Linked DNA regions of Homo sapiens: all the other regions are linked to region 1. The links are chromatin contacts, found by Hi-C or POLR2A ChIA-PET in ENCODE. All regions are on one chromosome and are shown on one strand. Each heading gives the region's core, a stretch centred on a gene start or an enhancer-like site at or near the end of the contact. The rest is flanking DNA. Distances are from core to core; before and after follow the strand shown. Region 1 overlaps EVI5 (ecotropic viral integration site 5). Region 2 overlaps TGFBR3 (transforming growth factor beta receptor 3). Region 3 overlaps TGFBR3 (transforming growth factor beta receptor 3).

Region 1 (5,020 bases), core at 1,639-4,138:
GAGAGGATGTGGAGAAATAGGAACACTTTTACACTGTTGGTGGGAGTGTAAATTAGTTCAACCATTGTGGAAGTCAGTGTGGTGATTCCTCAAGGATCTAGAACTAGAAATACCATTTGACCCAGCAATCCCCTTACTGGGTATATACCCAAAGGATTATAAATCATTCTACTATAAAGACACATGCACACACATGTTTACTGCGGCACTGTTCATGATAGCAAAGACTTGGAACCAACCCAAATGCCCATCAATGATAGACTGGATCAAGAAAATGTGGCACATATACACCATGGAATACCTTGCAGCCATAAAAAAAAATGAGTTCATGTCCTTTGCAGGGATATGGATGGAGTTGGAAACCATCATTATCAGCAAACTAACAGAAAAACAGAAAAACCAAACACTGCATGTTCTCATTCTTAAGTGGGAGTTGAACAATGAGAACACATGGACACAGGGAGAGGAACATCACACACCGGGGCCTGTCGTGGGGTGGGGGGCTAGGGGAGGGATAGCATTAGGAGAAATACCTAATGTAGATGACGGGTTGATGGGTGCAGCAAACCACCATGGCACGTGTATACCTATGTAACAAACCTGCACGTTCTGCACACGTACCCCAGAACTTACAGTATAATAAAAAAAAAGAAAAAGCCCTAGGTACTAATTATTTATCCCACCCTTTTAAATGCTGAAGGAGAACATTAATAAGCAGACAGATGGGAGTACTAACAATACAAGACCCAAATAACATATTCGTTCTTACCTGATGTGGACTGCTTCATCATGTTATGCATTAAGAGACAAAGTATAAAAAGTAAAAACATGTAGAATTTATTTAAATAATATTTAAGACATCTGACACACTCAGCACAAGTTTAATAGTTAACAAAATCTTTTTTTATAACATCTAAATCTACTTTAATGGAATCTTAACTTTGCATTATCAATAAAGAGATCGGATTTTAGAATTTCTCTGTGTGTATTAAACAATGCTGGTCCCCCAAAAACATTTAGTAATGAGAAAAGGAAAGCGATAAGTTATTATACAATTTACAAAGAATAAAGCATAAAAATGCAGTATAGTTAATAAGAAAACAGGAAACTGTCATGTTCATAGTCTGATGAAAGGTTTTGACAGGAAACAGCAGAGTTTCTTACTGTATGATAGTAAAAATTCAAACACTAAAAAAACACTATTTATAAAAGATTACAGCTATTCCACGCAAGTTATCATTGAAATTCTACAGCAGGGATAACCTGTAAAGATGAATATTCTGAAGCCCCAAAGGACTTCATCATCATTAAGGATACATAAGTATTTTTAAATTTTTCATTAGTCTACTTTATTGGCTAAACCAGTAGATATTAAGACAGAAATTTCTTTTGTGAAATAGAGAAGTGTCATGGTTTTAGAGTTTTGTAGTCTTTAAATGTAGGTTCTTTATAAGTGATAAAGAAATCTGTGCCGAGAAAATATGATCACCTGGGCAAGTGTCTGTGTGGCTAGAGGAGACAATGTGCTGTGTGTCTGCTTTCTTTTAGCACATCATAGGACACTGGTAACTTAAAAAATTACAGTTGATTTTTTTTTACACTTGGTTTTAAAGAGACGTAACAAGTTATCCTTCAATTTTAACATTGGGGTAATGGAATTAATAATACAATCTTATAATTATATAATGCTTTACAGTTAAAAGTGCTTTCATGCATATTATTTCAACTTAAAAAAAATTTCCCCTGTGTGTGACTGGAGGTTGCACTGTGCAGACAACTACCACTTTCTGAGATTCAAAAGAATAAGAGGAAGGGCTGCATTGGGTATTTTGAAAGACAATCAATCCACAACAAAGTGGAAAAAAGTCATCCACACACCAAAAAAAACCCCTAACCAAATGAACTTTGATCACTACTAGACAGGGTTTAAACCATTGAAGTGAATCATGTGACACCAAGTGAACTGCAAAACAGTTGCAGTAAGTTTCCAAGACTGAGTCATATCAGATTATAAAAGCTCCTATTCGTACATTTGAGTTTGTATAATTAATCTTTATAAAACAAAGAGCTATAGCTTTTTGAGCTAAATGTAGCATTTCTGTAAGTGATATGTAATATATACAATTTTAAATAACAATGTATTTTACTTTTCATGGAAAGATCTAATAATCACATAGTTTGTATTTCTAAGTTCTAGAGGCTTTACTTTTTTTTCCATCCTCAGAGTTTGGTCAGTAATTTTGTTGGATTCCTTATAGAATACCTTTAATAGTTTTCTGTTTTCAAAATCTAAAATAAATGTAATGGGAGATGATATGCAAAATTTATTCTCAATTATCAGCTTCTTTAAACACTGAATTGTAAACATGACAAAGGTTAGACTAGTAATAACCACACAAACAAAATGATTTCCAGAGAATCAGAACAGGAAATCAGTAAAAGTGATCGACTGGAGGTCATGATTTCTTCATTACTTTATTACACAGACAAGAGCCAAAATTCTAATCTACAGTACTTAAAAAAAAAAAACTAAAAAAAATTCAAGAATTTTATTGAAATAATACTAGGTACATAATGCTGAAAATGTTTTTGGTTTTAAGCTAAGTAAATCATAAAAAATATAAAATTTAGAATGAAAAAATTGTAGATTTCATGTAAAACTGTATATAATGCAATAGTTAAAGCTGACGTTTTTAGAAGGAAAAAACATGCACCCACATTAATAAGTAAAAAAGGTAGAAAGGAAAGGAAAGTTTGGAATAGAAGAAACTTACAACTGCACACTTTTTACCTGAGAAGAAGAGAGGGGGAGTCATTTACAGAGAATTCTTAGTCTTTCTACAGTGCATACTTAGATGTATTCAGTATTGTGGGCAAACAAAATGAAACTGCCACTGAATGTCTTCTTCCTGGCAGCTGACACATCTTGATAAAATTGAAACCATTAACATTATTTAGAAGGTACTCTAAGGTCAACGCTGATGAGGCTACGAATATGTGAGGTTCTATGTAAATTTATGACCAATTACAGGAAATAAATCACTTCACACTTGTTTCACTCTGAACTTTTAAAGCTACATCAAAGTACCATGTAGATTTCCTTTGATTTAACCTTCAGCAAAATGAAGCATTTAAAAATTCAAACCTTTAGCAAAACACCCTCATGAAAATGAAGTACTTCTTTTCTATTTGGATTGGATTCTGTTCAGAGGAAATTCTTGTTCTCTAAAGCTATATCATGTGTTTTTTCAGTCCATCAATCAATTAACCAAATATGCACCTAGTGTTTAGGTGACAAGTGTTGTGATGCTGGAAAGGCAAAGACAAATGACAAGGCTCCTGCCCTCAGTTAAAAATCTGAAGGGCAAGACAAAAAAACTAAACAGCTGATTCCAAGGTGGCACACTGTTAAGTAAACCCACAGGAGAAGCAATACACTGGCTAGAAGGGAGAATTCTTAGGGAAGGAGGAAGATGATGATGTTCGAGTTGGGTCTGTAAGGATGAGCAGAGGTGGAGGGAGGAGAAATCAGGCACAGGTGGCATGGGGAAAAGCCTAAGGCCAGAGAATGTATTATGTGTTAGGAAACTGCAAGTGGTTTGGTGTGGCTGGATATAGGTCTCAAAATGAGAGGTGAGAGATGAAACTTGAAAGAAAGCTGGGGCTAAACTATGAAGAATCTTATGCCATGTTAAAGAATTAGAACTTATCACGAAGGTTATGGGTGAGTCACTGAGGCAGTGGAGTAGTGTCATTAGATTTTATCTAATCCTTTATAATATCACACTGTGACTACATAAGTATTTTGTGGTATAGCTGGAACAATAAGAGCACTTATTTAGCCCTTACTATGTCCCAGGCTCTGTTTTAAGTGCTTTTCCAGCATTAATTTACTTAATTCCCCCAATATCTCCCACAAGATAATTGAGGGATGGAGGAAAACTTTTTTTTAGGTGTCAAATCACTCAAGAAATCTGAAAAAATCTTGAACCCGGCCGGGCGCAGTGGCTCACGCCTATAATCCCAACACTTTGGGAGGCCGAGGCGGGCGGATCACGAGGTCAGGAGATGGAGACCATCCTGGCTAACACTGGTGAAACCCCGTCTCTACTAAAAATATAAAAAATTAGCCGGGTGTAGTGGCGGGCGCCTGTAGTCCCAGCTACTTGGGAGGGTGAGGCTGGAGGATGGCGGGAACCCGGGAGGCGGAACTAGTAGTGAGACGAGATCATGCCACTGTGCTGCAGCCTGGGCGACAGAGCTAGACTCCATCTCAAAAAAAAAAAAAAAAAAAAAAAATCTTGAACCCATTCTCCCAAAGATCCGCCTATGTTTATACATAAAATATTTGTAAATACTTTAATAGACCCCATCCATGGGCCCCAGGTTAGGAAACTGTCCAGAAGAGAAAGACTATGAATTTTTAAAATGACCTTGAGATATAACTTGCCTTCCATACAATTTACCCATTTAGAGTGTACAATTTGATGGCTTTTAGTATATGCATAGAGTTGTGCAACCATCACCACAACCAATCCTAGAATATTTTTATCATGCCATAAATAAACCACACACCTCTTAGCTGTCATCCCTTAAAACCCCTCTCTTCCCCTCCAACCCCAAGGAACCACTAATCTACTTTCTTTCTCTATAAATTTATCTATTCTGGACATATAAATGAAATCATACAATATGTGGCCTTCTGTGACTGATTTTTGAAAAATTTATCATCCATGTTGTGGCATGTGTCAGCACTTGATTCCTTTTATTGCCTCATAATTGATCATATGGATATACCACATTTTATTTATCCAGTCATCAGATGATTGACATCTGAGTTGTTTCTACTCTCTAAATATTATTAATAATGCTGCTATGAACATTTATGCAGATGTCTTAGTGTAGACATGTTTTCATGTTACTTGGGTATATACCCAGGAGTGGAACTGCTAGGTCATATAGCAACTCTATGTTTACCATTTGAGGACCTGCTATATACTGTTTTCAAAGTGGCTGTACC
Region 2 (5,020 bases), core at 965-3,464, 780 kb before region 1:
GTGGGTGCATCACTTGAGACCAGGAGTTTGAGATTAGCCTGGACAATATGGCAAAACCCTATCTCTACAAAAAATACCAAAAAAAATCAGCTGGTCATGTTGGCATGCACCTGTAGTCCCAGCTACTCGGGAGGCTGAGGCAGGAGGATCGCTTGAGCCCAGAAGGTTGAGGCTACAGTGAGGCATGTTTGCACCACTGCACTCCAGCCTGAGTAAGGGAGTGAGACTCTGTCCTCAAAAAAAAAAAAAAAAAAAAAAAAAAAAGTGCTGCAGCAAGTTTTTACTAGTTTTATGAAATACAGTCCACATACCATAATATTCAGCCTTTTAAACTGTACAATTCAGTGTTTCTGTGTGTATTCACAAGGTGTGGTATATTCACCACTATGTAATTATAGAACATTTTTGTCACCTCCCAAAAGAAATCTCGTATCATTAGTAGTCATTCCCCATTTTCCCCTCCCATCAGCCCCTGGCAATTACTAATCTACTTTCTGTTTCTATAGATTTGCCCATTCTGGACATTTTATATAAATTGGAATCATACAACTTGTGACAATTAGCATCTGGCTTCTTTCACTTAGTATAATGTTTTCAAGACCCATCTATGTTGTGGTATGTATCAGAACTTCAATCCTTTTTATGGCTAATATTCCATTATATGGATATAGCACTGTTTTCATCCACTCATCTGTTGGTAGACATTTGGGTTGTTTCCACTTTTTGGTTACTGTGAATAATGATGCTTTGGACATTTGTGGACAAGTTCTTGGGGACATGTGTTTTGCTCAGTTTTCCACAGAACCATTTTACATTCCCACCAGCAATGTATGCGTGTTCCAATTTCCCTACAGCTTTCACAACCCTTGTTATCGCCTTTTTTATTAAAGCCATCCTAGTGTGAAGTGGCATCTCACTGTGGTTTTCATTAGCATGTCCCTAATGACTCATGATATTGAGCATCTTTTCATGTGTTTTTTGGCCATTTGTGTCTTTTCTCTAGAAACCGTGTATTTAAATTGTAGTATGTCCTTAAAGACAACTTCATACTGTGGCTCTCATTTTAGCAAATTCAGGTTGAAGGTTCAGGCATCATCACCCAGTTAAGTTATCTTACTTTTTTTTTCAGTGTAGAAATGAATGCATAAATAAAAACAGGCTTATGTGATCCTTCTAAGAGATTATTTGCAGTTTCAACATGGCACACTGAGAGGGTAAGATGATTTTTATTTCTGATTGTTCTCTGGGCCACCCATACACCCTGCAAAAGGAAAACTATAAGATTATTACAACTTCATCACGTGTGTGTGTGACTCACACTCAAAGATTCACTACTTGAAACTCAGCCTGAAAGCATCACTCTTCATCCCACTCATATTTCCTAGGTAACCAGAATAACCAGATAAAGGAGCTGCACCTGCAGAGAAAACCAAATCCCACTTTCTCCCTGCCTGACACGTTCCCTTCTTGCCTGTGCTGTGAGGGGGTGAGAAGGACTGAAATGATTTGACAGAAAAAGACAGATGCCTTTATTACTAGTATTAAAGTATGTTTTCAGTCACCCTCAAGGGTGGCTGCGATGTCCTGGGTAACATAAGGCCCTCCTAACTAATTATGAAAGTTTTCCTTTTTTAATTTGGGCAGTCATAACAACACAGACATGTCCATTTAAATAAAAAGGTCACCCTGATAAATGAGTAGATGCTATTACTTGAACTTTTCTCATTGCCCTATTTAAAAAAAAACAGTTAAAAGTTCTGTAACTCTACGTACACAGTAGACAGCTCTGAGACAGAAATGCAAACCATCCAGCAGCATATCAGGAAACAGGCAAGGATACATGCATCGTGGACTGAGAGTCAAGAGACCCATTCGCTTTCCACAGCTCCTTTAGGCTCCCTGGGTAACCTCGGAGAAGACAGTGATGAAAACGGTGAAGCCTGAATTTCCAGAGATCCCGTGGGCCCTCTGAAGTGTTTGATGAACACTTTATATAAAATAATTTAGTTATCTTATCCCCAAACTTTAACTCTTAACTATACAAATGGATAAAGAGAACACACTACTGGATTTCTATTGATCACCAGACCCTCTGTGGCAAAGGCTATCAAGGAGATGAGGAGAAACTAAAATTCATTTCAGGCCACAGAGAGGAAGGGAAAAGCCTGCCCAAGGAGAGTGGCCCAGCTTGTGCAAGGACTTGCATCACTCGTTGTCTGCTGATGTGAGAACGTGAATGAACAACAGATGTTCCATCGTCTCTTCCAGGCCAAGAAGAAATGTGCAGACGGGAAAAAAACCGTTTTCCCTAAAGGAAGCCTGCTGGACAACAAAGCAGAGTTCAGGTGTCCTGGAATTTAAATCCTTGACTTCTCCTGATGCTGCCTCCCACGTGTTGGTAATTTTAGGCTCATTACTTGATCTGCAATCTCCTTACATGGGATTGATCCAAATGGGGCTGACGTTCAATTGTTTACTAAAGCGGCCACCTTCTTTCATTGTTAGTGTCTAAACTGATGACCAAGAAGCAGTTTTTACAGATTTTAAGCAAAATTAAAGCAAATTAATAACTAAGAGTAAGACACTTTCCGTCAAAACCCATGAACTGGCAGACTGAAGAAAGAATCCAGGCAGCGATAAGTACAACTATGACATACGTAGCCCACACTTTCATCTGGACCTATAGCCCAGAGAAACAGAACCCCTTTTGATCTGGGGCCAGCCAAACTAGATATTTCATAAATACAGATGCAAATTCAACACCCGTCCCACATGCTCTTTACTGTGACTAGAAATAAATAAGAGCAGCAACAGCAGGTGATGTCTATAAACATTTTATATGTGATCTCACTTACTCAAGATAACAGCCCTATGATGCAGGGCCTGAGAAAAATCCGGCTTAGAGAAATTAATTTGCCCAAGGTCACTGCTTGGATCTAAACCAGGACATGCACTGCCTTTGCTCATAATGCCTCCATAACCTGCCCACTGTGGTAGCCACTAGCCTCACATAGCTACTAAGCACCTGAAATGTGGCTAAGCAGGACTGAAGAACTGTAATTTAAGTAGCCACGCACAGCTATTTCCTATAGTATTGGACAGTATAGCTCTACAGTATGAGGGCTAAATGTGCATATGACTTTATGATCAGAGCCATTAGTATTACTATCACAAGTAACTTTAATTAGAGGAGACTGACAGTGATTATGAGTACGAAGGCAGACAGTTTAGCATAACAGCTTGTAGAATGGGTCCCATCTAGGTTTGAGTACCAACTCTGCAAGTAACTAGCCATGTGATTTGGCCCACTACTTAACTTCTCTAAATCTTAGTTCTTCATCTATAAGAAAGGATCTACACTATGGTACTGTAGAAGGCTATCGTGAGAATTAAAGTATTAGAGCATTTAGTGACCTGAAATATCCTAAGTGCTAAATAAATGTGCTAGTAATAACAACTAAATAATTACTGATTTTTGATTTTTGGCCTTTTTAATATAGAATAAGAGTTGCAATTCCCAGAAAAGGCTACAATAAAGTTATTGTAATGCCCACCTTGTAAATGTACCTTTTGAGTTTAAATGTTTTCTTTTGAAATTAATTTAAATTTACAGCAAAGTTGCTAGTACAAAGGACTCTACTATACCCTTTTAACTAGATTCATCAGTTTTTAAAACCTTGCCACATTTGCTTTATTCTTCTCTATACAACATGTTTTTTTCCTGAATGATCTGACCTTTTAGCCCTTAATCTTAAAGAGTATTAAGTATGTTTCCTAAGGATATTCTCTTACATAAAAACAACATAATTATCAAATTCAAGGAATATAACATTGATATAATATTTTAATCTATAGGCTCAATTATAATTTATTTATATAAAATACAATCCACTGTCCCCCTAATGTCTTTTATAGCAGCTGCCCCACTCCCTACCCAACAGGATCCAGCTCAGGATCACATGTGTCTTGTCTTTTTGTCTCCTCTAATCTGGAATGGCTCCCCAGCCTTTCTCTGTCTTTCATGACTGATACTTTTGAAGATTATAGGCCAGTTATCTTATAGAATGTCGTTCAATTTGGTTTTGTCAGCGTTTCTTCATGATTAGATTCAGGTTATATGCATTTCTGGCAAAAATACCACAAAAGTGATGCTGTGTTCTCTCTCATTTATAGGCACACAGCGTCCATCTGCCCCACATTGCTGATATGAATTTTAATCACCTGGTTAAGGTATCATGGGATATCCCCAAGGTATATAGTCACTATTTTTTATGTGTAATTAATAAGTAATTTGTATGAAAGATATTTTAAGAATATCTAAATATACTACTTCCTGAACTCCCTCCATCTCTGCTAGATTTAGCATCTGTTGATAATTCTTGCCTGGTCAACTTTTATTATGATGGTTGCAAAATGATCATTTTCTAACTCCTTTGCTCCTTCTAGATTTTCTAGTTGGCATTTTACTATAAAGATGAGCTTTTCCTTTTCTCCCTTTTATTCATTTATGTACTTATTATAATAATTGTATTGACTATGGATTCTTACATTATTCAACAAGAACCTTTGAGTTTTTAGAAGTACTCTTCAAACACAGGGGAAAGAAACTACAGATCTGGATTGAGAGACATTAACTGGGCAAAGTTTATTCATGAGGCAAGAGGAAAACTATTAACTGGGGACTCCACTTGTTTTGGATGCTTGTGGGCAAGAGAGGTTTAAGGCCTCAGGCACCGCAGTTAGGACATTAGCCTGCAGCTCTCGTAATAGACAATGTGAGTTACAACTACCAAGTTGCAGTGCTGCTCATCATCAGACATGATATCACACCAAAAAAATTCCATCCAAACAACCCATCGATTTCTCCACAACTAGCACACTTGAATGTTCTGGCAAACTCAAAGGGACATGATTTACAAATAGTAGGTAATATTTGGATCTTTCGACAAGAGCTGAGTTCCAGCTTGTTTTTTTAATAAAATACAAATGACTTCATTTTGGAGCTCACTGTGTCACTTTC
Region 3 (5,020 bases), core at 856-3,355, 730 kb before region 1:
GGAGGGGACAAAAAGTCCCTGTGAAAACACCCAGGCTAAAGGACGTAGGTTAAACTCTAAGTATGGGGTAGAGTAGTCCTCTCCTAAGAGAACAGACACAGTGTAGGAATCAGGGGAGAGGGTTTCCTTTGGGTAAAAAACAAGCCTCTCTGGCCAAGAAAGGAAAGAGGCAGTGTGATTGTATGAAGTTTTCCTTTGAATATCTTGGAGAGACGCTCTTCTGCCACCAGCTGTTCCATCGCCGCCTTCCAGGTAAAATGCCTGCCAGGCCTTCCTGGAGTGCACTATCCTTTTTCCATAGATTTTCTCAAACACATCCATGGGTTCAACTCTCATCTCTTTACAGAAATGACTCCAGGCCATCTCAGACTTACTTATTTCTCCTTTTTTTTCTTTTTCTTTTTTTTTTTGAGACAGTCTCGCTCTGTCGTCCAGGCGAGAGGGCAGTGACGCGCTCTCAGCTCACTGCAGCCTCCACTCCCCAGGTTCAAGCGATTCTCGTGCCTCAGCCTCCCAGGTAGCTAGGATTACAGGCGCCCGCCATCACACCCAGCTAATTTTTGTATTTTCAATAGAGATGGGGTTTCATCATATTGGCCAGGCTGGTCTCGAACTCCTGGCCTCATGTGATCCACCTGCGTTGGCCTCCTGAAGTGCTGGGATTACAGGCGTGAGCCACCATGCCTGGCCCATACTTCTTTTTCTAAGCTCCAGGCCTGAATATTCAACAGCTCCTTCACCATCTACTTTTGTCTCATGGACACCCAATCTCAACATGCAGAACTCAGGATCTTTACCCCTCGTGCCTGTTGTTCCTCCTTCATTCCCTCCCTAAGTAAATGGCACCAGCCTCTTCCTACGTACACCTGGCACCAACCTGGGGGAGGTGCCCCAACATCACCCCTTCCCTCTCCTCACCCAATGGATTCTCTCTCTGGCCACTCAACTCTGACCCCTCCTCTCCATCTCCATGGGCACCATCGTCTCTCGTTCCCTGATTACTGCAAGATGCTCTTAATTCTTATCTCCACCAAAATGTCTTCTATAGAGCAGCCAAACTGATCTGAAAAACCCAAGTCTGATCCTGCTTTTCTCTGCTTTAAAAGACTTATCACTCCATCTCTGCTGTCCAGATGAAGCCCCAAAACCTCAACGTGACTTACAAGGCCCTCCAAGATCTGGCCCTGCTTCCTGCCACGGCCCCGTCTCTCATTCCTCGGACACTTGCTCCCGTGTTTTGGCCATTCTGGTGAAGCACAGAAGTGCTCACTGTCTCCCTATAGCCATCATTCTCCTTTCTTCAAGTGCCAGCTGGACACACAGCCACCCAGAACGAAAGCTATGTTTCCCAATCCCGCTAGCAGCTGGCAGCTTCCTGTATGAAGGGAAGGAGGTCAGTTCTTCTGCCATTTCCTTCTGACTGCTGGTTGGAATGTGGATGTAACAGGCAGCACTAGAGCAAGCCTTTGGGGCCATGAGACAGAAGCAGCATGCTGAGGAGGGCACAGCAACTGAGAAGCCACCTGGGTACTTGATGAACATGGAGCCACGGGATCAGCTCTGAACTGCTTTTTTTTTTTTAATAGGAAACAAATGTAAACTCTTTTTTTTATATAAGCCAATGTTATTTTGGGTTTTCTGACATTTGTAGCTTAACCTACCCTAATTAATGTACTTGCCTTCTTTTATTTCATCAGAAGTGCCAACCTTTGTCCCAAAGGAGCCTCTGAATAGCAAGGTTTCCTCCAGGAACACATTCCCCACCGTTTCTGTTCCTTCCCACCACCATGGCCTGACAAACTCCTGCTCATTCTACTGATCTCTCAAGGAAGCTCCCCAAACCTCCCTCACTGTGTTAGATCTGTATTTTTTCATACTCTCATGGTACTCTCCGTTTCTCTCCACAGCACTTCCTGTGATGAGATGTACATAATTATTTGTGCAATTATTGGTTTCACATCTACATGCTCCCAAAGACTGCAAACACCACGAAAGAACAGAACCCAACCACTCTGTCTGCTGCTGCCTGCCTCACCCCAGCACAGTATCTGGCACAAAACAGACACTCAATTATCGCTGAGAAATGGGGAAGAACCATGGGGTGATGCATGCTGCATGGGCTTTGTGCCAATAAGGGACTGTCTGTCTCAGACTTCCTGCTTTCACTCTTTACCTGAGAGCCAAAGCCTCACTCTTATACTAAAAGGGGCAGAAAAAAAAAACACCAACCATGAAATGAAGGAGGTGGCATTTTTGGTTGCTAAGAATCAAGTCCCAGTTGGGGCTTCCCCACCTTCAACTGTCACAGAAAGCAGGAAACACAAATCTGTTTTTGTCTTCTCTTCCCGGACACTCTTCTGGCCAATCCCCTCTCTCCAGGTGGCAGGACAATCCTCTATCTCTCCGTTGGCACACCACAGCCCCAGCCTCATCCTGCCACTTCTGGGTCAGGCCCTAGCCTTCCTGTCCCTTTCCCTCTGCCACAGCCAGCTCATGAACCTGTCTCCCATCCTTCCCCCTTGGCCTCATAGTGGTTCCTTCCGCAATCTGTCTGCACAATGCCAGGGCCAGCTCCATTCAGGAAGGCTTCCACCTGGGAACAGCATGATCCACCCCACAGGCTCTAGCACAAGTGCCTGAGTTAACACAGTGGCTCAGATTCTCACTTGACCACCATGGGGCCCGAGTATAGCACCTCCCAGCCACGAAGGCTTGGAAACCAGGAAAACATGCTCCGAAACCCCATCTGACTCATCTGCTCACTTTTGTGGTGACCTGTGAGCTCTGGAGCTGCTACTGTAGGCCCTCACCGGCAGCCTCAAAAGGCTGGGAGTGTCTCCTGTGGCCACGGCTGAAAACCCACATCCCGTCTTCCCTACGCAATCTCTTCCCTGCAGTCAAGAGCCAAGTGAGTGACATGCTCTGATGATGCTCCTTATCAGCAGCACAGCAAAAGCTGTGTTACCACGTAAGGATCAACCAGGGCGTGGACGATGACGAAAGAACACACCTGAAAGCAACAATGCTCATAAGCACACACGCGTGCTCACTTCACACCATACTCTATCATGAAAAGGCATGTTGCAGATACTTCATCCAAAGCCTCACAGAAACTCTATAACCCACTATAAGTAAACTGTTGTGAGCCACACAGAGGTAGAATGTGTATTTCAGAAAAGTGCTTCCTGGCAGTAATGTCCATATGGATTCACCTCCAGAGACAATCCTCACTGGTGCCTCCCAATCTGGATATTTCAGTTCATTCTGGGCATCTGGTATGTGACGAGTACAAGATTCCTTAAGGGTAGCTCCCAAAGAAATCTAACTTTTCCTTGGACTCAAAGTGTGAGCTGAGTTTAATCCTCCCCTGCTGGCTTACTCGAGAAATCTGATCTCAAAATCTTGCCGGGTGTCGTGTCTTGTTTGAACTGAAGTCAGGCTCTGCTCTTCTGTTTGGTACACTCTCCTCGGCCACCAGCACAGAGGCACAGCCCCCTTCACCCACAAGATGCTACTTCTACTGACAAAAATATTTACTGACCTGAAGACAGCACAAATTCAAATAAACTCTGGTGAGAAACTCCCCAGGTGGCCCAGACCACGGCCACACTGCCAAGGCCACTGCCAAACCAGCCTCCTTCACAAAGCAGGCCCCCACCGCTCGGGTGCTCAGCAGCTGGGCCACCTGAGGCCACACTGTGAAGCACATGGTGGCTCCCTGGGCCGCTGCCTTGTGTGAGAAGCTGGGGGTTAACTCTTCATATGTATGGTTACCACACCACTAGGGGCCACACATCTTGTACATGTTTCTGATTCTCACAATACCACTGTGAAGACAGTGTTAATGCCCTCATTTTAGAGTGATGGGAAACTGGAGCTCATGAGAGGCTAAGAAACACATCAGCAGGAAGTGGCAATAGGGGATTTGAACCTGGGTCTCTGAGACTCCAGCTCCAGACTTTTCCCCTGGCAGAGCACCACCTGCCTCTGCCTTGTACTTTCCAGTTCCTCGCCTCAGGACTGGGTGAACAGATGCATAGGCCAAATGTAAACATTCATTCATATCTACTAAAATAAAATAAACTGCTCGGTTCACACGTATCACCTTTGGTTGACTTAAAAGACTTCATGAACTTAATGAAACTCGTTTCTCATTTTACCAAATGCCCTCCTCCATCCTTTTCACTAATGCTTGCTTATCTGGACACATGGGAAACGTTCCTAAGATCTCGCTATAACATCAATGTCTAAATTCCCAGTTCCACTTAAAGAAAAAAATCAAATGGACTCACCCTTTCATTATGTCCTTTAGCTGCAACACAGCATTCCAATCTCAGTTACAGAACCCCCACATCCCTGCTGGCGGTGGGCCAGCTCCAAAACTCGACAGAACGCAGACAAAGCATTTGGGAACAGATGCATTTGCTGCACAGACTTTAAATTTAATCAGTGCCAAAAGAAATTACTAATATCACACCTCATGCAACATGGACAAAAATACTGGCGGGGGGGGTAATGTTTTGGAGAAGACATAGTAAGTAATTTTCACATTTAATAAATGTGATCCTCAAGCATTCTAAATACCAATGCATACCAAGTTGACACAAACATCTGGTACCTATTCCACATAATTTTCAGCACTCTGATTCCCCATATCACCCAGGGTTCTAATGAGGAGCGTGTGTTCAGCTGTAATAAAAGTGGTAAAGATGCAGAGGGAATTAAGGGGTAACATTATAGGCTGGGACCAAGACATCGCAGTGGGGAGATTTTATTCTAATGACACCATTGGCTAATAAGGTTTTTGTTATTGTCCCACAGGGAATTCTGAAATGCTGTCAGCTGCAAAGAGGGACAAACTCCCACAGATTGTGGGACTGGGTACTACAGGATCTATTCTGCCCTTGGGCTGAAAATCCTTTCTACCCCCATGGGATGCAAGAATCTGTAAGAAAGGGCACCCAGGATGATTTCTCAGCCAATAGCACTGCCTCACTTCAATCGAGCTTCATGAGAAGGA

Evidence for each region. A loop is a pair of places that touch in the nucleus more often than their neighbours do. ChIA-PET counts read pairs that join two places held with the same protein, here RNA polymerase II (POLR2A). Pooled maps may share reads with other maps.
Region 2: a loop to region 1 is called in a pooled map, with 24 times the contacts of the local background. The contact joins two enhancer-like sites. A Hi-C loop is called at or near these places in 3 of 37 single-sample maps with no recorded cell type and 11 of 50 pooled maps. POLR2A ChIA-PET finds 5 or more read pairs at or near these places in 1 of 52 experiments (activated T-cell).
Region 3: a loop to region 1 is called in a map of CD8-positive, alpha-beta T cell, with 14 times the contacts of the local background. The contact joins two enhancer-like sites. A Hi-C loop is called at or near these places in 3 of 168 maps with a recorded cell type or tissue (CD4-positive, alpha-beta T cell, CD8-positive, alpha-beta T cell and naive thymus-derived CD4-positive, alpha-beta T cell) and 12 of 50 pooled maps.

The regions. Positions count from the first base shown.
Region 1 is chr1:92,535,268-92,540,287 of GRCh38, forward strand. All of the region lies in intron 19 of EVI5 (ecotropic viral integration site 5), which reads right to left. Among named protein-coding and RNA genes, the nearest start is that of GFI1, 51 kb to the left of the region's middle. Within about 2 kb of position 2,889, at least 5 of the 41 ENCODE cell types and tissues checked have a DNase peak (open chromatin) inside an H3K27ac peak, as active enhancers do; they include CD4-positive, alpha-beta T cell and CD8-positive, alpha-beta T cell, where a contact is called at or near this core.
Region 2 is chr1:91,753,155-91,758,174 of GRCh38, forward strand. All of the region lies in intron 4 of TGFBR3 (transforming growth factor beta receptor 3), which reads right to left. Among named protein-coding and RNA genes, the nearest start is that of TGFBR3, 130 kb to the right of the region's middle. RefSeq lists an enhancer at 1-282. Within about 2 kb of position 2,215, at least 11 of the 41 ENCODE cell types and tissues checked have a DNase peak (open chromatin) inside an H3K27ac peak, as active enhancers do.
Region 3 is chr1:91,801,971-91,806,990 of GRCh38, forward strand. All of the region lies in intron 2 of TGFBR3 (transforming growth factor beta receptor 3), which reads right to left. Among named protein-coding and RNA genes, the nearest start is that of TGFBR3, 82 kb to the right of the region's middle. RefSeq lists an enhancer at 1,796-2,065. Within about 2 kb of position 2,106, at least 16 of the 41 ENCODE cell types and tissues checked have a DNase peak (open chromatin) inside an H3K27ac peak, as active enhancers do; they include CD4-positive, alpha-beta T cell and CD8-positive, alpha-beta T cell, where a contact is called at or near this core.